Regions from separate parts of the Mus musculus genome. Here regions 1 and 2 are each linked to region 3. Evidence: chromatin loops called from intact Hi-C (ENCODE). Cell type or tissue: heart. All regions are shown on one strand. Each heading gives the region's core, and the rest is flanking DNA. Links, peaks and the distances in the headings are about the cores only. Region 1 overlaps 2700003A03Rik (a long non-coding RNA gene). Region 2 overlaps Iqca (IQ motif containing with AAA domain). Region 3 overlaps Gm34992 (a long non-coding RNA gene).

Evidence for each region. A loop is a pair of places that touch in the nucleus more often than their neighbours do. Peaks named below come from ENCODE experiments on the same cell type or tissue, not always from the same donor. Only the 100,000 strongest peaks of a DNase experiment are listed, where the experiment ranks them.
Region 1: a loop joins it to region 3, with 1.9 times the contacts of the local background. A loop is called at or near these places in 2 of 42 quality-filtered maps.
Region 2: a loop joins it to region 3, with 2.2 times the contacts of the local background. A loop is called at or near these places in 3 of 42 quality-filtered maps.

What each region holds. Positions count from the first base shown.
Region 1 is chr1:90,287,249-90,295,441 of GRCm38, reverse strand. It overlaps 2700003A03Rik (a long non-coding RNA gene), which reads right to left. Exons shown (of 4, transcript XR_003947931.1): 4 at 4,672-4,818. Among named protein-coding and RNA genes, the nearest start is that of 2700003A03Rik, 18 kb to the right of the region's middle. In heart, for the core only: a CTCF peak has its summit at 3,980 (motif pointing right); DNase peaks (open chromatin) are centred at 5,651 and 6,351; H3K27ac peaks cover 2,221 bases.
Region 2 is chr1:90,056,889-90,065,081 of GRCm38, reverse strand. All of the region lies in intron 15 of Iqca (IQ motif containing with AAA domain), which reads left to right. Among named protein-coding and RNA genes, the nearest start is that of Asb18, 46 kb to the right of the region's middle. In heart, for the core only: a CTCF peak has its summit at 4,339 (motif pointing left); no DNase peak of the experiment used is centred there; H3K27ac peaks cover 319 bases; H3K27me3 peaks cover 889 bases.
Region 3 is chr1:90,365,879-90,374,071 of GRCm38, reverse strand. The region is part of intron 1 of Gm34992 (a long non-coding RNA gene); the gene reads right to left. Among named protein-coding and RNA genes, the nearest start is that of Gm34992, 32 kb to the right of the region's middle. In heart, for the core only: CTCF peaks have their summits at 4,577 (motif pointing right) and 5,469; no DNase peak of the experiment used is centred there; H3K27ac peaks cover 1,167 bases.

The sequences.
Region 1 (8,193 bases), core at 1,391-6,390, 79 kb after region 3:
TGAGGCACAGATTCCAGGTCCATGTGGCTGGTCAGTGATGAGAAGAGAGATCCCACACACGGAAGTGGGGGTAGGACCCATTTTGTGACTACAAGTGCCATGGGATTTCTGACCTTCAGTGTGAATCAGAGACAAGATGGAACATCCCTCCTTTCAATCGCTGCCATGACTGACATGTTCTTCAAGTCTCTCCTGCCCAGAGAGATATAGAAAGGAGAAAAGCTGGCTTTCTGAAACTCAGCCCCTCTCTGAGGAACAGCCCTTGCTTATGGAGTCTTACATCTCAGGACTCCATTCAGGGTCTCCTCCATGGATCTCTGGAGAGATGTTGAAGAAAGCATTGCTCATTGTGCACACTTGTGGTCTAGCAAGTGAAGCCTGCATGCTCGCTGCATGTAGTCTTCCCTTCCCTGCAGCCTTTCTGTCACTGTGCAGCTCTGGCAGAAATCTGTTAGTGGAGATCTTCTAACTGCCTATGAGTGGATTTCAAAATTGGAGGAGTGTGTAAGGTCTGTCTTTTCCAACCAAGTACCCAATAGAAAGAAAGAAAGAAAGAAAGAAAGAAAGAAAGAAAGAAAGAAAGAAAGAAAGAAAGAAAGGAAGGAAGGAAGGAAGGAAGGAAGGAAGGAAGGAAGGAAGGAAAAAGAAGATAGAATCTTCCCCCTCAACTGAAATTAAAATAGGAAACAAACAACTCTCAAGAAAGTTTTCCTATTTTTATGTACCTACAGGACAAAAAGGCAAACTCTAAGTCACTGTGCAGATATTACCTACTCACTGAAATGGAAACTTCTGGTTCCTTTGAAAAGGCATTAGACAATGCTTTGCTGGGGCACAGAGGTGAAAGGATAACTCCACAGACAGAGAGCTCGAGCACTGCTTTGCCTTGCTCCGCCTCACTAGTCTTCGCTGATGACACACATGTATTGGTTGGCTTTACATTGCTGTTGACTTGATAAAGAGAAACTTGCCAAAGATCCTCTCATGAGGTTCCTGGGGCTTCTTGTCACTTCATCGGACATGAGCCGATTGGGAGCCTTGCTGTTTCTTCTGAATTGAACTGTCCTTGATGATTTGTGAGTGATTTTTGCAGAGTGGACTGCAGCTTCTAATTCATGTTTGGTGTGTGCTAGTGGACTGGACTGAGATCAGTGAAGATTGGATTCACCCCAAAGAACTATTTCTAAACAGGTCCATGTCCCCTGTATCCTAATAACCTTTCTTTTCCACTACCTCTGCTGGGTGGGCTTGAGGGGATGTTGAACCTTTATTAAAAAGTAGGTTGGAAAAATATTCACCAACAACATACAAAGCTCCACTGTTCTGTCAACTGGAACACAGTGTGTTACTCTTCTTCTGTCTGGGACAGGATGACCTACCGTCCTACCATCCGGAACATGGTAAATCCCTGTCCTTCCAATGGGGAAAGGATATCCATTGCCCTTCTATCTTGGATTCTTCCACATAAAATAGGATGTTCCACTCTTCTTCCATCTGGGGAAGGATTCCCCAATGTCACTCTAGAGAAGGAGGGGAAGGGAAAGAGGGAGAGGAGGGAGAAAGGAGAGAGGGACAGGGAGAGGGACAGTGGGAAGCCATCTCTGATCTCTCTTGTTCTACTCACCTTCACAAACTGCAGTGAGGAGACCAGGAGCTGGAAGGGACTTGCTCAGGAGGTTTTATTCTTAGTCATTGACAATTTCATAATGCACATAATCTATTGTTGATATTTTCACCCCCAACCCCTTTTCATTTTCCTCCAACTGAACCCCTTGTTGTTAACATGTCCCCATCTCCTAGTTTGCTTCATGCTGCTATGATACATCACTGACCAAAACCAACCTGGGAGAAAAGGACTTGTTTACCCCACTGGTGGGTTGGTGCTTTGTGATGCTGGCTGCCATTACAAGCAGGCTTTCCACTGCAGCTGCAGTGACTTTTCTTCTTTCTCCTTTGACCCATACCTGAGCAAATCAAGTTCAGACGACAGGAACTTCCCCAGAGCCTGATGGGGAGGGACAATGAGGTCCCCAGTGTCACCACCACGTTTCTTTACAGAACTGAGATTGGAGAGTTGGAAGTGGCGTTGGTGTTACTCATTGAAGAGAGTGGGAGGCAGGAGAATCCTGTGAGTTCAAGGCTATCCTGGGCTATCTCCGGAAGACTGTCTCAATAAGGAAGGTGGGAAGGGAAAGCGCAGGAGAGATGGGGGCAGGGGGAGAAGATGGCAAAGAGGAAAACAGGGGAAGGCATAGAAGAAGAAAGAGGAAAGGGGGCATTTGAAGAGAAGGAATGATGTCATAGGGTGGCCTGAGCACAGAAACCCTTCCCAGTGGGGTGAGGAAGCAGGAACCATTCTGCTCAGCTTCCTCCAGGCAGCTCCTCTAGGGCAAGCTCCCTCTTCCACCCCTACTTCCTTCAGCTCCTTGGCAGGGGTGAGGGGTGGGGTGGAAGTGGGTGAGGGTGGGGCAGGGGGTTACCTTCAGGCCTGCAGCTTCCTGGGCCCCTCACCACCAGAGATATTCACATGTATACAAGTCAGTCTGGGGTTGTTTGTTTGTTTGTTTGTTTGTTTGTATGTTTGCTGCTGTGACAGAATACCACAAGCTGAGCAACTTTCAAACAAGATAAATGAATCTCCCTACAGTTGTGTGGAGCTGGGAAGTCCAAGATCAAGAGGCTGTGTCTGGTCAAGGCATTCTTTCTATATCATATCATGAAAGTCAGACAACGAGAGGGCAAGAAAGAGACAGAGGAGTCTGAGCTAGCCCTTTCCTTAGCCACCTCCATGATAGTGTAACAGTAATAAGTCACTCACCAGGGCAGTGGCCCCACGGGCTGAAAGGTTCATAGCCTGTATACTGCAATGGAAATGGTTGTGACGTGACTTGGGGGCAAGCCATGGAAACATTGCAGCTTCTCAATGTGATGTCAGACAGATTCTCTGCTGAGACACCAGGGATGCAGGGATGGCTAACAGGGTCCCCAGCACCTGTGCTTTGACCCTGAGATTCCCCTAGCTCTCTGTGTTTCCTGTGGAGAATCCCCAGGTCTTGCTTTTAAATAAGAACTAAACTTCAAACCATTTCAAATTATTCAGAAGTAATCTGTCTGGTGCAAACCTGTAATCCCACGGGTGGGATGGTTTCATTTTGAAGGCCAATCCTATGGAAAGAGAGAAACAAGAAGAGAGGAAGAGAGGGCTGGGGGAAGAGGAGATGGAGGGGGAGGGAAAGAGGGAGAGGAGAAAGAGGAGAGGAAGAAGGGGAGGGGAGGGAAAGACTGAGAGGAGGGAGAAAGTAGAGAGGGAGGGAGAGGGAGAGGGAGAGGGATGGAGGGAGGGAGGAAGGGAGAGAGAGAGAGAGAGAGAGAGAGAGAGAGAGAGAGAGAGAGAGCCTGCCTTTTCTGTGAAAACATTAAAAAGGCCAGCAAACCTGATATAGGTGAGTGACCTTCTATAGAGATGTTTCTTTCATTGTTAATTATAGTAATCATAATACTATTGTTAAGGACTTTAGGAACTACCAAGTGGGTAAAGGTTTTTGCCACTAAGCCCACCCATCTGAACTCATTTCTCAGGACCCACATGGTATCAGGCAAGAACAGATTCCCAAATTGTCCTCTGACTGAATGGATATATATGCCTTGGAGCAAGTCTCCACTCCCATACATACACACAAAATAAGTAATATCGTTAAATTAAAAGGGAATTCTAAAAGGTCTCATCCATGATGTCATCATCATGGTACCGTTACAATATGCCCACAAGACTAGGATATCAGAAGTCTGAGGGACACACACATAGCACTAGATTGATCTGTGCCTCCATGGTACCCCAGATGCTTCCAGAAAGTGTATAAGTGATATACAGACTTCTGCCTCTGGGGTGGGTTGCAGGTCTTATGTTCTGCTACCTTTTGTTTATGTGTCTGTGTGCTTTGCCAGCAGTATGTCTGTGCACCACATGCATGCAGTCCCTGTGGAGGCCAGAAGAGGGCGTCACATTGTCTGGAACTGGAGTCACCAACTGTTGTAAAGCACAACCATTAGGCTGCTGGGTGCTGAGTTCTAGGAATCAAACTCAGGTCCTCTGCAAGAGCAGTGAGTGGGTTTGGCCTCTGAGCTATTTTGCCAGCCCCTATATTTTATGTTAAAAAAATGATTACATATTCTGGGACCTGAACTTCAGATGAGAAAAGAAAAGGGTATGAAAAAAATATGGAGGTTGTCAGGACATAGTGTCTCTAGTGTCAATCTGCCCCAAGGGACAGCTAAAGCTGGGGATTGTGAAGGAAGGGCTCTCATGCATGAGAGCCCAATCGTGGCTGTCACAAGACACTGGCAGAGCCATCCTTTCTGCAAGGACATCTGCCCAGCAAGTGTTCAACCTCAGACTAATGTCACCCTGGTTACTGATCCTTATTAGACAAAGACTGCTGTGTCAAAATCTCTGCTATCCTCGGAGTTCTCAGTCTGAAGGATTTCTCCCTGGCGCACCCTTTTGAAGATGCCAAAGCTTACACAGCGCACACTCCCTTTGTAATGCTTTACTGTCTCCAAACACAGTCACTGGGCCACATTTTGTTTTAGATTGACAGAAGAAAAGAAGTGAGGAGAGCCAGGGGTACCCAAAGGAAGGGAGGAAGGGAGGGAGGGAGGGAGGGAGGGAGGGAGGGAGGGAGGGAGGGAGGGAGGGAGGGAGGGAGAGCCCTGTTCTTCCTTGAAATAGCCGCAGTCAGTTCACATAAGTAGGCTCCCAGGATCAGCATAGGAGTAGTCATCTTGTGTCCTGTTAACAAAGGTCCTCACAGTGACTTCCTGTTTGGGAAAAACACAGATGTGTGTAAGTGTGTGTGTGTGTGTGTGTGTGTGAAATAACCCCTAATTCCCTGCTGGACAGTGGAGTGGGTTGTCTGTTGGTGCTCGTTTCTCCAGCCCCTCTCCAGTCTGCCTCTGTGTATCGCTACAAGAATGACTGCCTATCATATTTTGGGGTATGCATTCCTTTGATTCCAACCAGTGTAAAATGTTCCATCCCATATTCTCACACCAAGACCCGTCTCCTTGAGAACAGAAGAGCCTTTTACCCCAAACTCACGGCCACTGTCTCCCTCAATGAGGGTGTGCTCAGCACCATGTGTGAGCAGGGGCAGAGCCCCCTTTCCAGACACAGCCTTTGCCCCAGAAGCCATGCCTTCTGGCTCAGTAGCAGGAACACAGGCTCTAACCTGCTTGCCACCGGCACAGTCTAAAGAGAGTCATGCTGAGTTTCTACATGGAAGTGTCTGCCTACAAAAGCAACAAGCTTCTCCATCCACTTGAGGCTTACCACCTCCGAGGGCCAGCCAGAGAGAAGTACAGCCCATGAGAGAGAGACACCTCCAAGTCCTTCCCACCCCACCCCCACCACAGCCACTCAGCCCCATCCTTCCAGCCATGTAGCCTTGGAAACCAGAACAATTCCCCAAACATCCCAAGATTCCCACGCACTCAGGAACTCTCCTGGAGATGGGTGGGGGACAACAGCAATTGTTTTTACAGATGAAGGGACCAGGAGAGAGCAGGTTGGAGCCCGTGGGTTACTTATAGCTGGCCCTCCAGCTACTCTACACAAACCCAGGGAGCGGAAACCTGAGTGTGAGCTCAAAACAGGTCAGCAGGGCCTTCCTGGCCACTTCCCCCAAAGATCTATAGAGGCAGCCATGGCCGTGGAAGCCCTCCCCCATGGGCAGAAAGGCAAAACTTATCCTCCAGGGACCTAGGGACGCAGCACAGCCTCTGACCTCAGGGAGCAGGCTCAGGGTGTGGGCCGGCCAGATAAGAAAGGGGAGGAGGGGCCTGGGGAGGAGAAACCAAGGGGAGTAGATAGAAGCCCAAGACTTTGAGACACTTGTTTTCAATGCATAGATTCTCAGCATAACGAGCAGACTGTGTACTCTGCCCACAACATGCCCTGAGAATGGCCAAGTGCTGCGATTTTCTCTCCCATAAGCCCTAGGTGTGCTGGCTGAGGATTCAGCAGGAGTACACTCTAGTCAAGAGGGTGTAGACGCCCTTCTGAGTGCAGATCATCACAGGGCTCAACTGCCTTCAGTGGTGCCTGCAAGTACCTGCTGCTCTTAATGAGATACCAGATGCTTGACTCGGTGACTCTTTTCCAGAATTTTCTATCTGTACCTCTGTGCTTTCTGCCTGACACCCACTTCTTCCACAGACTCCTGGCCAGCTAACCCTGACTTGACCCTGGCCTGACTCCGTCCTGCACTCTGCTCTGACTCTCAGCTCCAGCCACCACCCCTGTGACTCACTTTGTGGTGAGGACATCTCCATGCCAGGGCCTCTGCCCAAGCAGACAAGCCCCACACACCCACTGGAACCCAGCATGATGCTAGGATCCCCCTTTCCTCTTGTGTGCATGTGGCACTGTGCCTGTGTCTCTGGGGACAAAGAAGCTTCCGAGCAGAGCATTGCATGGCAGTTCCAGGAAGACACTGCTATGTGGCTGGGCATGGGCCCACATTTCAACATTCCCATCCCATTCTGTATACAAGTTCCACCTTCTCAGGCTGCCTGGCATTTGTCTTGCACTGAGAGCAAAACGCAAAACAGTCTAGTTTTCCAGACACTATTTTAGAGTGGATGTTACAGTTTGAGCTAAGAGAGCTGACCATTATGCATACACACACACACAGGCACACACAGGCATGCACGCGCATGTGCACCCACATGCTCACACAAACATGAAGGAGCTTGACAGTCTGGCACAAACAGAACATGTCAGGGAAGCCACAGCCTATGTCCTGGTGCCCTGAGACTTGCCCAAAGCAGGAGGAAGAGGAAGGCTGGGTACCATTTGCATGTGTGGAATCCCAGAGCCTGAAGTGGGTACTGAGATGACTCTAGCAGACAAATGAGGCAAGGCACCCTTCCATGAAGGGGGTATGACCGCCTACATCCCTGAGGATCTGATGGAGTCCTGGATGGAAGCCAAATTGACAGATCCTCCTGTGAAGAGGGCAAATGATGGCGGCTGGGTGAGCTAGCGGCTTTGTCCTAGGTTGACCTGATCCAGGGGACTTAGGTCCGGATGGATTTTCTCCTAGGGTCTTGAGAATTCAAGGTTGGGATTGTCACTGGCGTATTTTCGAGGAAGGGAGTTAGCATTGGCATGTTCTTAACTTCAATGAAAAGGGGGCAACTTGTCTCCAGGGAAACTGTTACCAGGAGCAAAAAGTTTACGGGGGCGGGGCATGGGGGCAGAAGGTGTAACTTCAGAATGCTGGAGAAGTGACCTTGCCCTAGAGAATGTCACTAGCTACTAAAGGACACATGAAATGTGAAGCCTGCATTTAGTGTCTAATTTCAGACTTAAAAGGGGCTCATTCAAGGAGGAGGAGAAGACTTAAGTGAATTAAGAGTGAGCTTTATGATTGTGAAACAACCTCTGACTAGTGTGAACTTCTAGAACTAGTTTTTCAACAGCCAAAGCCGACAGGATTCAGATACCTCCATCTTACACGAAGTACTCAGAGAGGTGGCTGAGTGAGGGGGACACTTCATGATGTTCTCCATGAGGTCTTACAGAGTGAGCCCAGGCTTTTTAATCCAGCTAGAATATTCTGGAACAGTATGACAGCCAGGATCTGGCAACAGGGACACACAGAGAGAGTGGCCAGGCCAGGCATGAGCACAGAGTGGTGCTGAGGTCCCCAAGTAGCACCTGATTGCCAATGCATGAAAGTCACGCAGAAAGACCTTTGGGGTCCTTGTGACGAGTTGTACAGGGATACAGAATCAGACTCTGGGGGCTACAGTGCAGAAGTCTCACTTCTGTGGCACATCTCTTCGAAGTTTGGAAAACAGCTGTCCCCATAGCAAAATCTCAGTCCCCTTGTTACCAGGAAGCAGGACCTGAGCAGGTGTTTCTCCTCTGTGCCTGAGTTTCTCACCTGTTCACCCCTCCCCTGAGCGCTGATGCAAGCTTAAGCCAAAGTACCTTTAGTGGTTTAAACAGAGCCCCGCCCATCCTGTGAGAGGCACCCATCCTAAACTGCAGGATTTATGAGTTGCCCTTTTTTCTTTCTTTTTCTCCCTCTCCCTCTCCCTCTCCCTCTCCCTCTCCCTCTCCCTCTCCCTCTCCCTCTCCCTCTCCCTCTCCCTCTCCCTCTCCCTCTCCCTCTCCCTCTCCCTCTC
Region 2 (8,193 bases), core at 2,080-7,079, 310 kb after region 3:
TTTGTTTTTGTTTTTTCGAGACAGGGTTTCTCTGTGTAGCCCTGGCTGTCCTGGAACTCACTTTGTAGACCAGGCTGGCCTCGAACTCAGAAATCCGCCTGCCTCTGCCTCCCGAGTGCTGGGATTAAAGGTGTGCGCCACCACACCCAGCTTCCGGACATTCTTCTGCACACTGCTGTGTATTCTGTGTTGGTTAGTTCAAACCGTCAACTTGACAACACCTAGAATCACCTGGGAGGAGAGTCTCAGAGAGGAACTACCTAGGTCAGATTGGTCTGTGGGGATTATCTTGGTGGTTAATCAACATAGAAAGTTCTAGTTCTCCATTTAACAGGCAGGGGGTCCTGAGCTGTGTAAGAATAAAGAAATCAAGCTGAGCATAAGCAAGCAAGAGAGCAGCATGCATCCATTCCCCTCCACTCCTGACTGTGAATGCGGTCTGACTAGCCGCACTGTCTGCCTTGCCTTCCTCGCAAGGATGGACTGCAACCTAGAAGTCTAAGCCAACTTCTTCCTACACTATGTTGATCCCCTTTCCTCCAACCCATCCCCCCCAGAGCTGCGGTCCAAACCCAGAGCCTTTTGCTTGCTATGTAAGCACTGTACCACTGGGTTAAACCCCAACACCCCACCTTGCAGTGGTAACACATACCTTTAATCCCTGGGAGGCACAGACAGGCAGATCTTCGTGAATTTGAAGCCAGCCTGGTCTACAGAATGAGTTCCAGGACAGCCAGGGCTACACAGAGAAACTCTGTCTTTGAAAAACAAGACAATGAGCCCCAACACCCCACTTTACTGTTGCTTTTAGTCCAGATATTTTATCACAACAACAGAAATGAAACCAACCTATTCACATCTCACAACAGCCTATGGACACAGGCATGAAGTGAGGGAACAACTGGGTCATAGTGCTGCCCTGAGATGCCCAAAGTCTGGCACCATCCTCCATGTTTCATAGCCTGAGTTATGAACACACAGAGTGTGCCTGGGTCTCTTCATTCCTTACACGGCTCCTGGTGTGACTCTTGGCACAGCCAGTGACCTGGTCGTTTTGTTCAGCTTGTTAGAAAGTGAGAGCCCTCATCTTGATCATAGATAAGCGATTGCTGCACTTACCAGAATTATCACAACCGGACACCATGTGGACAGGAGATGCTAGATGTCAGGCCATTAAAATGTAGAACAGCACATCATCTGCCTAGACCTCTTGGTGTTGGGTGCCTGACACATACCTCATTAGGTTTCACCTTTGTTGTGTATGTAGCTGATTAATGAAAGACCCAGAAGTCTCAGGAGTGGGAGTCATTCAATTAAAGATGCTCCGAGAGGCCACTGCCTCCCCATTCCCCCACTCCCTACCCCAGCATGACTGACAGAGCAGCTATCTGCATTTAATTAACCAGAGGAAGGCAGGATTAGGAGCCTGCTTAGGCAAGTCAAGGGCAGGAAGCCTGAGGATGTAGCTAACTATAGAACCTAGGACCCAGGCCATGGCTCAGCAAGGCAGACTTCTGTAGGATTTGCTGGAGGTGAATAAACAACAGAACCCGCCAGCCTGCACCTAGACTCCGGGAGATGCTGGCTCTTCCCTGATGGCCCGTAGCTCTTTTCTTCCTCCTCCTGCACAGTGACGCAGCTGAGGGCCAGCACAAGAGTGAGGTCCTAGGGGAAGAGGGCTAAGATGGCTGCTCAGCCAGGAGGTCACATCTAGGTCATGCAGACATGCTAGCCTGCAGCCAGTGAGCACAGGATGCCCAAAGCTCTTAGGCCCAGTCTCTTCTCCAGGAGAGGACTCTGCCCATATATGCTCCTCTCCAGAGCTCGTGCTACAGTCCCAAGGGGAGCCAGACAGCTCTGCTCCATAGCTCCTGGGGATGAGGACTCTGACAAATAACTTCAAGATACTGCTGATATGTGCGGTGGTGTGACTAACCTAGATCTGTGAAGAATGTGACATATATGTGACGTGGGCCACACATGATCTCAAATGAGCTGACTAAATAAAGAAAGGAAGGGGGCAACTGCAAAGATGGCTCTGTCAGTAAAGTGCTTGCTAAGCATTATGGGAGCTTCAGATCCATCCCCTGTATCCACACAGAGAGCCAGCTGTGGTCATCCCAGCACCGGGAAGGTGTGGTCAGAAGGATCCCTGTTGCCCGCTGGTCTGCCCAGCCTAGCCTCATCAGCAAGCCCCAGAGCCCAGGGAAAAGTCACGACTCATAAAGACAAAGAGGATGGATTCAGGGAATGATATCTAAGGTTGATCTCTGGCACCACGTGCACATGTACATACATGTGTGCATGCACACATGAGCACGCACACCCACACAGGCATACACAGTGTGGGGTTGAGGAATAAGGAGAATTGGGAAGAGGGAAAGGGGGACCAGAAACAGGGCATCATGTACAGATGGTACAGCATCGGGCATGAAAATCAAGGGGCCTGGACTCTGAGCATAAGTCCTGACAGAGAGTCTGTCTGAAGGCCAGGGTCACCTTCCAGTGTGTTGAAGGCAGTTTCAGATTGAGGGGTAGGGTACAGGTGGATCCCCAAACCTTTTCCTGTGCATGTAGCTTGGCTTCTAGCAGTCTTAAGTCAATGGCAGGTTTAAGCAGGGTGTGTGGAGAGTGTACTGGACTCATCTCCACCACATACCGCCTCCACCACCAGCATCCCACAGTGCGCATGTGCCATGGTCCAGAACCCACAATGCCGTGCCATCAACATTACAAGGTCATGCTTGTCTTCTACTATCTGAGCCTTCAGAACTTAGTCCTGGAGGGGACAGAGTCAAAGGGGAGAACATCAGAAAAGGAGCCCAGACAGAACCATGAGGGAAAGTCCACCCCAAACTGAGGCCATAGTAGCTTGGAAAAAGGAAAAGACCACAGAAGGATGATAAGGTCCCTTGGCCACAAAGCCATGTGGTAGGTATAGCTGTGTCTGGCTCTGGGGAGAAGGGGGTTGAAGAGGGTGGAAAAGGGGGACCCATTTCTCCATGGTGGCACCAGTTATAACAGCCCTCCAAAGAGTTCCAAAAGAGAAGAGAGCGTCAGACTGTGGGCACAGGCATTGCCAGCAGGGTGTGAGGGGAACACACTGTGGACATTAAGTCCCCAAGTACAGAATCAGAGCTGCTGGTGTTGTAAATGAGGGTGTGTGTGGAGGGGAGGAGGTGACCTGTGGCCAGGCTTGGATGGAAGGATGCTTCTCCACCCTGGACACATTCAGAGGGAAGATGAAGTATTGATTTGGTTAACCCTGCCCCGGGGAGTCACTTGTGCCTGAGTCTTCGTCCCATATATATCCTGTTCTTCCCAAGTTGCCCCAGCATTGCTGAAGCCTGGAGCGAGCCCTTCAGCCCTTACGTAGAAGAGTGTGGACTGGGAGGAGCAGGACTTTCAGCACAAAGTCACCACATGTGACACAATGCCCCTGCATCTGAACCCTTTCCCTTTATGTAACAGCACCATTCTGTCCAGTTCCTATTAGCACTGCCTGCCCACAACACGGTGCCCACCAGAGTGAGCAGCTGTGCCATGAGTCCCCGCATCCCTGCTCCTTCTCTTCCTCCTCTGCCCTGCCTGTTTACCTCTATTTCATCAGTCAGGCTTCCAGTTTTAGGATACTTCTACTCTTTTGTTGGTTATTAGTTTCAAAACAAAGGTAGTCTCTTGCTAGAACCTGAAATCACTTCCTTGACTGTATACAATGTAGCACAAAAAGATAGCAATTAACAATAGAAATGTGTACAGAAGAGAACACCCTCACATACTGCTCAAATGGACCCCTATTTAGTAGGGTAAATTTAGAATGTGAACTCCCCCCAGTAGCCTGAACCCTTCCATTCCTCTCCAATATGACAACACCTCACATACAGACCAAGGATACTACATACCTGCTGGCAGGGAGGGGTCCCACTGTCAAAGGTCCCTCCTTCCTGCCAAAAGCAGATATCTGCCCGTATTCATGGAATAAAGAGCAAACACGTGAAGGAATGAGTGTGTGTGGTTCCAGCTTGGTAAACCGAGGCAATAGCTTAGAAAGCAGATGTTGGGGTTTACTGCTATTTTCCTAAAGTTCTCCATATCCAGGGAAGAACCCTAAAACATCCAGGGCTCATGTCTGTAACTTACATGATGTAAGCGTGTTCTGACGGCAAGCCAGTATGTTCTGAGGTCTGATGCCTGCGGTGACCATTGCGCAGTGTGCTCAGAGGACTCACAGGACTCAGTAATAGAGGCCTCCTTGTTTTGACGAAGATCAGGCTTGGTCAGTAATTGACAGAGACATTTGATATTTGATAGGACCGAAGAGCCCTCTGCTGGCCACAGAGTGAACTATCCCACACGACTTTAGACTTTAGAGGTTCAGTTACATTTAATTGGCCATGACCTCAAACTATCTGCATAATTTAAATGAAGCTTCTCCATAGCTAAGTGAAAATTAAAAGAGCAAAAGAGACCATTTTTCATAGCAAATTGTCAAACCTCTCTCTCTCCTCTCTCTCTTCTCTTCTCTCTCTTTCTCTCTCTCTCTCTCTCTCTCTCTCTCTCTCTCTCTCTCTCTCTCTCTCTCTCTCTCTCTCTCTCTCTCTTGTTAATTCTTACATACGCAAAAGGAGTATGGACTAGCAGACCCAAGTACTTACTGTTGTTAAACAGCCACCAAGGGAGAGACAGATAGACAGGCAAAGATTCTAGAAGGTTGAGGGACAGGTAGAGCCTCCAGTAACAGTGAATGTTGGGTTCTTAAGACATGCAAATAGCATAGGTGAGACCCTGCTGTTCCAGCCATTTGGACATCCTCAACTCAAGCCAAAGGAACCATGCTGAGCTGAGTCACCTGATTGCTCCGTTTGTTGTACCTGGCCACAGTTTGGTATGAAGCGTGATGGCTTTAAAAGCTTTTCTCTCAGAATGGAAACAGCTTGGCCTTGCACTTGGTGGGTTAGCAGACATTCAACTTCATCACGGAACTCCTGGGCCACTGAGGTCAGAGTCACCTTGCACAAATGTCCTGGCCCTATAATGGCTTACTGATCAGTGATTAAGTTGGTAGAATAATGCAAGATTGTGTTGGAAGGAACATGCCCGTTCCAGCAGGCAACTGGCCACATTCACCCTGGATTATTCTCCAGGCATCAGATCTCAGAACATACTGGCTTTGCCGTCAGAACATGCTTACATCATGTAAGTTACAGACATGAGCCCTGGATGTTTTAGGGTTCTTCCCTGGATATGGAGAACTTTAGGAAAATAGCAGTAAACCCCAACATCTGCTTTCTAAGCTATTGCCTCGGCTTACCAAGCTGGAGCCACACACACTCATTCGGCAAAATGCTTTTTAAATGATCAAATGGCCTGTTTGCAGCTCTGACCCCAGTTAAACAGTGAAGGGCACATATAGGATATAAAAATACAGTCTAGTATTTTGTGCCTTTTCAGCCTCCATCTGACATCTGCAGGATCTTGTAAACAACCCGCATTTTTAAACTGATGGGATCCACGCAGTGACCATGAACACCGTGAAGCCAGTAGCAGCTGGACCTGCTTCTTCCCAGAGTCAGGTTACTTGGCAACACAGCCCAAAGTGGGTAATAAACTCCATCCAAGACTAAACACTAGCATGAGATTGAATGCCAACAAGTGCCACAAGAGAAAGTTGAAAAGAACTTTGTAGAACTGGGCCTGGCATGGCCTTTTGAAACCTCAAAGCCCAGCCCCAGTGACACACACTCTCCCACAAGGCCACGCCTCCTAGCCCTTCTAATCCTTCTCAAATAGTGCCACTCCCTAATGACTAAGGACTCAAGGGGCCATTCTTATTCATCCACCACAGCAGCTTTCAAATGTTGCAAGGTGACCTAGTTGACCATTATTTATCGTAATCCCCAAGCCAGAAGTATTATCTACAGCAATGCTGATAGCAAACTTATCACAGAGTGACCATTGTGGCCTTGTAGCCTAAGCTGCTGTTTTGTGACAAAGCTTTGAAAGAGTATAAGAAAAAAAGAAAATGTGTGTTACGCTTTTAACAGGTGACAAATTAATGACCCAGGGTGTGCATGCTTTAGTCCCCTTGTGATGGTCCCTACCTATTCACCAGGGGTGGGGGGATGTTAACAGATGTGGCCTCCAGGAGGCTGCAACCTTAAAGCCACACAACCCATGGTATGGCTTCTACAAAGCCCTGTCCCTCCAGAAGTTATCTAAGGGGATATCAATCATGTTCCCCAAATGCTCATCTAAGCACTCGTAGACCTAGGGAAGGTCAGAAACTTCATTCAAAATGGGTTCAAAATAAGGTTAGAGCCAATGAATGATATGGTCCCTCATGCTATCATGATGCTAGAGAAGTACGTCTTCTATCTGGGGCTTGGGAGGTGGGCAGCCTTCAAGACAGTCCACATAGCAATGCTCACAGAGCCCCGGAACCTTCCCATCTCTGTGTCTGATGTGAAGGCGTTTGTAATGACAGGGACTGCCTGAAGACAGATGTGAGATGGACAGTCAGGGGCTCTGTGCTCTTAGACTGCACTGGTGAGTGCTGCAGTCAGAGACCTTCTCCTTAGCAAGCATGTCTGCCCAGCTGCTCTACTGTGTCCAGTTGATACAGTCTTAAGAGAAATCCAAGAGGAGCCCCACTAATGTCACAGTCTAGGGGTCCTGACTGGGTTTGTTTTCTCTGCCAGTCAAGGAAATAAAAGGCAGGAAAAAATCTGAAGAGCAACAGGCAGCAGCAGAGAAAACTGAAGCTCCACAGTCAGGGTGGGTGAGGAACCACACGCAGGCAGCAGGCACACAGAGGAAAATGCACTCTGTGAAGCAGAGGGTCGGGCTCAGAAGGGAAGGAAAAACTCCAGTCTCCTCTCAAGGCCTGGAGCGTCTAGAGCCTCAGAGTTTTCCTCCCCCACTTGGAGGTTGGTCAGTTTGAAGGCAGATATGGTGGTTGCTTGGCTGGAACTATTGTGTGATGTGTCCTGATCCTGCCTTGAATTTGTTGAGCCAGACCATCAGGAAGGGGGGCTGCTGGTGGGAGACTGAAAGAACTCAGTGGGGAAACCCCCACTCAGCTCCCGATTCGGCGTGCACCCAAGAATCACGAATAGAACACAACACCTTGATGTAACAACAAGAGGTATTTTAATGGCGGAGCTCCGGGTCGAAATGTTTCTCACACAGGAGACAGTGGATTCGACCACGAGGCTTGGAAGCTAGGGGTTTTTATAGAAAAGGAGTGGGGCTGGGGAAGGAATTGGCGCAGTTTCACATGATTGGTCCATTTAAGCATCAGCAGCCTGTAACATTTAACTTAGGTCAGAGGGGTGGGAGCTAGGGAGGCGATGGGCCTGCCCGGGCATGTCCTGGTCTGTTCTGCTATGCTCTCAGCCCCAGGTTTCAAAGCTCACAAACAACTCTTTGGGCTATTTGACATACATTACATGAATTACAGTTTTATTTCCTTTCAAGACAAAAGCCTACAAGGCCTTTGTTTTAGACCAACAGGCTTCTGCCTCAAGTCAGGAGGGTGAGGAAAAAGTCAGCCATCTTGGAAGTTTGCCACTTTATTACCTAGTCATAGCCTCTCTCTCTGCCTGTCGCCTACCAGGGAGTCTGTCTAAGTCCTCATCCCTCACCATGTCACCCCCTGTCCCACAGTGGTGGTTCTCTATGTCTCCCTCCAAGGTTGCCTTTCCTAGCTTTCTCTCCTCATCCCACGCCATCTCTGAGTTCTTCTCACAAGCTAAGCTGCCTAGATGTGTCTGTACTCTCCTCCCCAATTCACTATTTGCACATCTGCCTGAAAGATCCTCTTTGTCTTCTAGACTCTGTCCCAGCATGCTTCAGCAGCCTGTCTTGTCCCCTGCACTCCTGCCAAGGCCACCAGTGACATCCTAGCTGCTCAGCTTCCTGGCCATCGTAGCCAACAGCCAAGTGTTCCATCTTGCACCTGCATCCAGGATGGCTTGCCCTCCCAGACCCCATTTTCCTTCATCATTGGTTTCCTGGAATGGTCCTTGAGCTCTGTCCCAGCCATAGTCTATCCAACCCTTCTCTCCTCTTGCAGATCCTTCCACACCATTCTTGGATAATCTCCCTCCTGGACCATTGGTCTTTTCTGATGTCGGGTACCCTCAAGCTCACAGTGGCCCATGCTGACCTCATCATTTCCTCCTTCATCGGGTC
Region 3 (8,193 bases), core at 1,476-6,475:
AGCATCTATGTCCACGACAGTGTCTTCCTGTGGGGCTGCTGAGTGCCTAAGAAAACGGAAGATATGTTTATGATTGACTCTATTCCATCAGAGACAGGAGCCGGAGGGATTGTCCCTTATACTCTCAGATCTGTTTCCTATTTTAATGGTACTGTTTTCTAGTATGTATAGTCCCACCAGTTGCTATGAGAAAGGATGGCTATACATACACGCTGATAGCCTAATTCTAGAAGTTGTTAATTCTAAGCCCAGTGGGTCAGCCAGACCATGCTTCCACCCAAGTCCAGATGAAGGACCCTTCCATTTCCCCTTGTAGCCCCTGCATACTCCTGGGCATAGGGCAGCATAGCTCTGGGTCTTCCCATGGGATTCTTTCCCTTAGTGTCCTGCCCAGAGCCCACTCTCTGAGGAACTACCTGACTCCAAACTTCCCCTTTCACAAGGACCAGACATATTGCATAAGGGTCTGCCAGACTGACTTCATTTTGATCTGGTTATATCTGCAGGGGTCACATTGTGAAGTACTAGGGGCGATCAACACTTCCACCAATGTTTTGGGGGGATATCAGCCACCCACTAACTTAGTGTGCAGGTGGTATGAGAACTCAGATGCATGGTTAGCTCCAGGATCAACACCATGGCCATAGGATGTTCTCTCCACATTCTTCCATAACCTAAATCAGACAGTCTGGGGTCAGCACAGAGGATGTCCTGTGGCCACGAGCAGCTATAAGCAGTGGGGAACCACTGTGCCACGGGGGTTGCAGGCTCAGCAGGTCCTTCTGCCAGACATGCAAGCTCAGCTTCTGCACCCTCCTCACTGCCTGTGCAGCTGCCCTACAAAGGCCTATTACGATAAGAATTAATGTGAGAATCTGAATTGGGCACAAAACCCACTCTCTTTAGAAATCATGAGCTATTCTCCTTCCTGAAAGGAGCAAGATTGTGCTTTGTTCACACTGAGGCGGGAGAGAGAAAGGACTGAATAAAGAGGAACAATTCAAAAGTGCTGTAAAGACAAATGTTAACGTATGGAGCAAGCATCAGCTAAAAAAAAAAAGGCATACTCCATTTTTAAGATAATGATTTCTACTTATGTGTGTTTGCCTGGATGTGGGGATGCGCATGTGAGTGTGAGTGCCATTGGGAGCCACTAGAGGGCATTGGATCCTCTAAAACTAGAGCTACAGACAGTTTGGAATAACCAAATATAGGTGTTGGGAACCCAACCCAGCTCCTCTGGAAGAGCATCAAGTACTCTTAACCATTGAGGATTTCTCTAGCTTCATATTTTTCTTAAAGATGACAAAGACAGAATCATGTTAAGTCACAACTAGGGTCTCCAGGTTCTTAGTGTGATGAATCCCTAACCCCTAAGAGCCTGTTAACATCTCTGAAGAGTGGTTTATAGCAGCACAGTGTCTGTCCCTCTCCCAGCCTCTGACAGAGGAGCTGCCCAAGCTCTCAGAAAGGCAGCTCTGTGGCCCCTAGCCAGTTCCTGAGCCATGCTTAGCACTGCTTGCTGGTCAAGCAATTTGTGATCTCTTAGCAGGTGAAACTGATTTCAAAAGGCACAAATTGGGCCCCTTCCTGCTGTATCACCAAAATGGATTTGGGGAGTGTTGGGTGCCTGTCCTTTCACCTGGTAGAGACCCCAAGTTCTTACCCAGGACCACATGGTTTAATGGTCTGATGGTGGCAGTGATCTCTGTCCTGATGGATAGCTATTCCACAAGTGTGGTGTCCACTTGTTCCCAAATGAAGTCCTCCTCCTATCAGGTGTCCTCAGAAATTACCTGCCACAGGAGTGTGCAGTCTGCGGTCCTTTCTTCATGCTGATTTCTCTAAGCAACTGTACAACACCAAATGGATGCTCTCACTCTGTGGTACTGTCCTAAACTTTCTCCTCAAGCCATAAAGGTTTTCCTCATAAAGGAATTTCTATAGTGTTCTCAAGGGACCAGGGCCTTGGGGATACCTCCTTGATCTCAATCTGTTGTGATATTTGTCACAACAGATAGGTTCTCTCAGGGTCCTTTAAGTAGGGAGCTCTTCTCGGCCCAGTCCCCCTAAACAGACATGCTTAGGGCACTTTCACAAAGACCTTTGTCTAGGAACAGGCACACTTCTTCCCAAGTGTCCATAAAGAAATCTGCTCAGTCCTCTACAGGTTCTAGAATTTTCCACATGGATTAGATGCAATAATAACCTGTTTCCTCCTCTACCACTGACTTCGGCTTTGCCATCTGTCACAGTTTTTGTTGACTTAATGTCTGGGAAGACTTGAGGAACTGGCCTGTGAACATGTCTTGGAGGGGCCATTTTCTTGATTGCTGATTGCCGTAGGACAAGCCAGCCCACTGTGGGTGATGCCATTCCTAGGCACATGAGCCTGGCTGTGTAAGAAAGGTAGCTGAACAGACCAGGAGAAGCAAGCCAGTTCTCTGTGGTTTCTGATTTAGTTCTTTCCTCCAAGTTCCTGCCTTGAGTTACTCCTGGTTTGGCTTCTTTCAATGTAAGCTGAAATAACCCACCCCTACCCCTCCACCCCCATCAAGTTGGTCACATTTTATCACAGCAACAGAGAGCAAACTAGGATACTATTAAAGCTTCTGCTTGTATACAATGAAACCATAAGAAAAAACCCCAAGGATGCCGTGCACAACACTGTAGATGCCCAGTGTGAGACAGCGTTGTGTACACTCTGAGAGAATTTTCTTCCTAGGGGGACTCATCTTTGGTCACTTTAAGAGTATTGCAGCCTACTAATTGATTCAGGGTTTTTGCTTTCTGCCTTCTACCAAAGAGATCATAGCTAAAAAAAATAAGAGTAAAGTTCCATAAAATTAACATAAAATATACATGAATCACTGCAGAGTAAACTTACTTCTTGTCTTTCTCTCTTGATGGTATTGGAGAGGCCAGGGATAGTGGTGACCCACTCAAGAGGAAAATGGGCTGGAGATATGGTTGGTGTGAAACATGGGCTGGTTTTCTGGGGTTTGTGACTTTTCTATGTACACTCCCATTATCTACAGCCATCCTGGAGGGGGGGAGAAGGGGACGGGTGGGACTCTGACATCTGACAACAGGTGCCATCAGCTCAAAGGGTGTTGGGAATCATGACAAAAAGTTTCCAGTGCCATGACATCAGACAGGAAAAGAGTCGATAGCAGCTTCCCCAGAAGTTTCTCAGACATTTCCAGTACTCAGCTAACCTTGCCACGGCCCTGACCGTTGGCAGGACTGAGAAGTTGAAGGAAACCTTTTCAGACTATCAACAAAACAGAACCAGGCGACCATCCCGCTAACAGACGCTCCAACATGACCTTCTGGTGTCTCTATAGAAAGAGATCAGTCAGCGCTGTAGTTCAGTCTGAAAACAATCAGAGGGCAGACTGGCAAACGGAAGGGAAGAGGACCGTAGAGGGGCTGTAGGCACTTCACAATAGCATGGTTCTTTTTTTCTGGGTTTTATTATGTATGTGCTGTTTGCTAGATTTTGAAATTTTTGTGATTTTTAAAATTGAGTTTAAGTCTTTAAGTACTTAGGTAGTGGTGGCATATGCCTTTAATCCCAGCACTTGGGAGGCAGAGGCAGGCAGATTTCTGAGTTCGAGGCCAGGCTGGTCTACAGAGTGAGTTCCAGGACAGCCAGGGCTACACACAGAAACCCTGTCTCGAAAAACAAAAAAAAAAAACAAAAAAAAAAACAAAAAAAAAACAAAACAAAAAAAAAGGTACTTACCTAACTTAGCATTTGTAATTCCATCTTATTCAGGAGAGCCTCATGCTGACCATTGTGACCTGGGCACCCCACCACCTCATAGTCTTTCTGATGCCCAAAACCTGCATCCACTATCCACTTGGGGTCCCAGTGCCCACTAACCACATGGAACCATGACTGTCAGCCTTGAAGACAAGGTGTGAGTCCAGGGCACTCACTCACTACCCTGGAGTGGGGGTAGGGAATGCTTCTCTGAGACTTGTCACATGCAAATGGCATTGATACCTGTTTACCCAAAACCTGATTCATTCTTTTCTTCCTTTTCCAGGGGCTGGGCCCTTTCCCAATAAGGTAGACTTTATTGGAACAAGATGCAGCCCATGAGCAGTGACTGTGAGTGGGGTTGCTACAGTGATATTTTGACCACACACACACACACACACACACACACACACCGCCCTCTTAGGTGGGACTCCTCAGGTGTGGGAACAAAGTGACCATTTCCCTCCTCTAGCATCCTCAGCATCCTGGTGAAGGAGCTCAGACACAGGTGACCCAAGATGGATGATTTTCCCAAATGAGTGCTGAAGGCCAGCCCGAGATTTCTTTGAGTAAAACGGGAAAGTTAACAGTCCTACTGCCTTGCTGGGTTAGGAGGCACCAACAATCAAACTTGTACAACATAGTGAACACTGTGTCCAGAGCTCACTGAATGTTCAAGACTTCTGGTGGCTGCTCAAAGGGGCCACTGTCTGTGGAGCTTTGAGTAAAAATGCCCCCCCTAGGCACATAAGGAGTGGCACTATTGGTAGGTGTGGCCTTGCTAGAGTAGGTGTGGTCTCGTTAGAGGAAGCGTGCCACTAGGAGGCAGGCTTTGAGGTCCCAGGAGCTCAAGTCAGGCTAGTGGTTCCCTGCCTCTTCCTGCTGCCTTCAGATCAAGATGTAGAACTCTCAGCTCCCTCTCTAGCACCATGTCTGCCTGCATGCCACCATGCTTCTCAGAATGTTGATAATGGACTGAACCTCTGAAATTGTAAGCAGGCCACAATTAAATGTTGTCCTTTGTAAGAGCTGTCCTTTGTAAGTGGTCGTGGTGTCTCTTCGCAGCAGTGAAACCCTAATTAAGTCACTATCCCTGTTATTTCAGCAAGTGAGAAGTTTTGAAACAACAACCAGGTCTATCGGTGTCACCCAGGTCGTGGACAGAAGCGTTTTACAGTACAGGGAAAGTGACAGGCCCTAGAGAACGCCAGGGTGTCCCCCACAAGACTACCCAGCCATATTCATGGCTTCTATTAATCCCTTCCGATCCTGAGTGATCCCTTAGCTTACACCCGAAGACACCACGAGAAACTGTTCCAAAAGCACTGTTTCTACCCAGAAATACTGTGTCTGCAGGAGGCCTCGGCTCTGCAACTCCAGTTTCTCTGTCAAAACAAGGAAATGAAACTAATCTCACATGATGGGCCCTTACTGAACTCTTACTGCCTTCAAATGATCACCTCCCCTCTCAGGGGCTTTATAAACCATCAACTTGAATGTCATTTCTAACCCTGCTCTTAGCTCCAAGGTTGGGAACTTGCTGGCTTCCTCTTTTTATAGAAAGCATTATGTCAGAATCCTCCCTCGAACCGCAAGCTTTCCAGAAATAGCTACCACCGAGGTGAAGTCGGTGAAGTCGTCTAAAGTGAGGCCAGCCCTACCTAGCGGCGGGCCCCCATCCTAATTATCTGAACGGTTTTCCAGTCGTTCAAAATAGCATGCTGTCTCCACCTACGTGTCAGAGCTAAAGGAAAATGAGTTTCTCATATAGTGATTAAAAATATTCTTAGAGTTGGCTTTGGGGAGGTTTGTTTTTTTTTTTTTTTTTAACTTAATTACTCCTGTTTGCCTGAAAAGGATTTAGATCTGCAGCAGCCAAGGGTCTCGTGAAGTTCTTAGCTTCGGTATTCTCAAGGCACGGTTCTGGCTTCCACCAAATCCAACCCAGGGCGCTGGGCGCTGGGCGCTGGGCGCTGGGCGCTGGGCGCTGGGCGCTGGGCGCTGGGCGCTGGGCCCTTAAGGAGAAGACGACTTAGTAACAAGGGCTAGTGTTGACCATGTGGGCATGGGAGTTTCCAGCCTGGGGAAATAGAATAAAGTCATGAGCAGCATCTCTGGAGAACAGATGATGTTTCATTGGCCCTGCAGCCATTTTTCCTTCTTCTTCTTCTTCTTCTTCTTCTTCTTCTTCTTCTTCTTCTTCTTCTTCTTCTTCTTCTTCTTCTTCTTCTTCTTCTTCTTCTTCTTCTTCTTCTTCTTCTTCTTCTCCTCCTCCTCCTCCTCTTCCTCCTCCTCCTCCTCCTCCTCCTCCTCCTCCTCCTCTTCCTCCTCCTCCTCCTTCTTCTTCTTCTTCTTCACACAAGAACACATTGGTTTGTCCTCGGAAATACCTTCTGTCCACTCTGCTCACAGGTGAGCTAGGTCACGTGAGGCTGGTCCTACTTTGGGCCTCAGAATGAATCCCTGAACTAGGACAGGCCAGTGAGAAGTCACAACCACGCATCTGCCATGATCAACTAAGATGTGAGACACAAGCAGCAGCCCAGCCAGCTACCATCCTGAAGCACACACTGGGACTGATGAAAAGGCCCTGGTTCTTTTTTAAATGCTTCAGGATTGTATCTCTCATCTTTGGGATACTGAGAACAAAACTCAAACAAAAGTAGGAGCTAGAGGTGAGTTTCTTAACCACCATCTACCTAGCTTCAATTAGTCTCCTCAAAATCTAGATTTAGTCCTTGCTGGAATGTCCAGTCATTTGGTTTAAATGTGAGTATCATTTCTTTCAACTGAATGAGAGGACTGTCACCACGTTATCCACAAAGTGTAGAACACAAGAGCCAGAGTCAAGAGCCTTGTGGTGATCACCAGAGACAGTCATTATACACCGAGGTCCACTGCCAGGCACCTTGGAGTCCTAATGAGGACATGTCACCTACCTTGACAAATGAGTTGGGAACAGAAGATATGCATGCTACTTCCAGAGAGAAACCTGAGAGCAGACGGGCTTCTCAGGAAATTCTTTCTGCTGCCCTACCCACTACGGAAATATGGTGGTGAAACCTCCTTTCACCTGGGTCCACGCAGGAGGCACGACTCCATGCTCTAGCCAGGCAGTTGTGGACATTCACCACAGATGAGAGAAGAAAGAACAAAGCAAAGATCAAGGTTTTGGACTCACTGATATGACATTCTGGGCTTGTTTGTTACTGTAGCATAGCTTACCAGATTGGACCTATACAAACATCCAGCAAGAAAATTAATAAAGACATAGGAGGGCATGAGGTAAGGTGACTTTCTTCCATGTTGTCTTCTGGAGAAAATTTCCTGGAACCTCCACGTGAGGGAGAAATGGTTAGCAGGGTCTTGGTGGACAGATCTCCAAGGCCCATGAGGCAAGGAATGTGAGCATGCCACTAAAGCACAGATAAAAAAAGGCATAGAGATAGAGAATGGTATTCACCTATACCCAGGATGCCCAGAGAAATGTGAGAGAGTGATCCCAGACCAAGAGGAGGAGAGAAATGGAATTTTAAGAAGAATACAACAGTGATCACACCCAAATAACAGAAATGAATTGACTGATGTGAACTATGCTTGGCTTGAAGTTGTCTAGATGGTTCAGTGAGGCAGAGTCACATGTGCCTTACTCAGGACCCGCTGTTACCTGGGAGACTGTGTAAAGACCATAATCTCAAGGGTATGGTCATTGGGACCAGACTATATTATGTGTGTCCAATAGCACGATGTGAGGTCCTGGCTGGACATGGGCATCTCTATGACCATCAGTGTACATAATAATCTATCCTTTTGCTTGTGGACTTGAAGATTGCTTGTCATTGTAGTTGGTTGTTATATAACAAGTACCTCAGACCTTTATGCCTTAAAACAATGAACTTATTTGTTATATCACCATTTCTGGAGGACAGGAATTCATCATCAGGACACTGCGGCTCAAGTTCTTTCCAGACTGCATAGGGAACGTGTGGTTGGGGTTACAGTCATCTATCTAAAGTCAATTGAGACTGAGGATGTCAAGACAGCTCACTCATGCAACTGTTCAGAAAAAAATCCCCATTCATCACCCTATGACCTCTCCATAGGGCCATTCGAACAATGTTATAACATGGGAGATGGCTAGGTCCTCCAGTAGTCAGTGATGTAGAAAAGGCAGTCATGAAGAGGTGGTAATGACTTCTGGTTTTAGGCCCTCATCACAGAATTTAGACCTGGTCTCCAAGCACGCACAGCCCATAATTTCTGGTGCCATCTCTCATAAGGATATGGCCAGAGAGAGGGAAACTAGGGGGTAAAAAAATTAGACAAAACCATGTGTAACTCAAATCAGCCACTGGTGGTTTCCTTAGGGGTAACGACATCAGCAGACCTGCAGATGCCTGGGGGAAGGATCCAGAGAGAAGAAA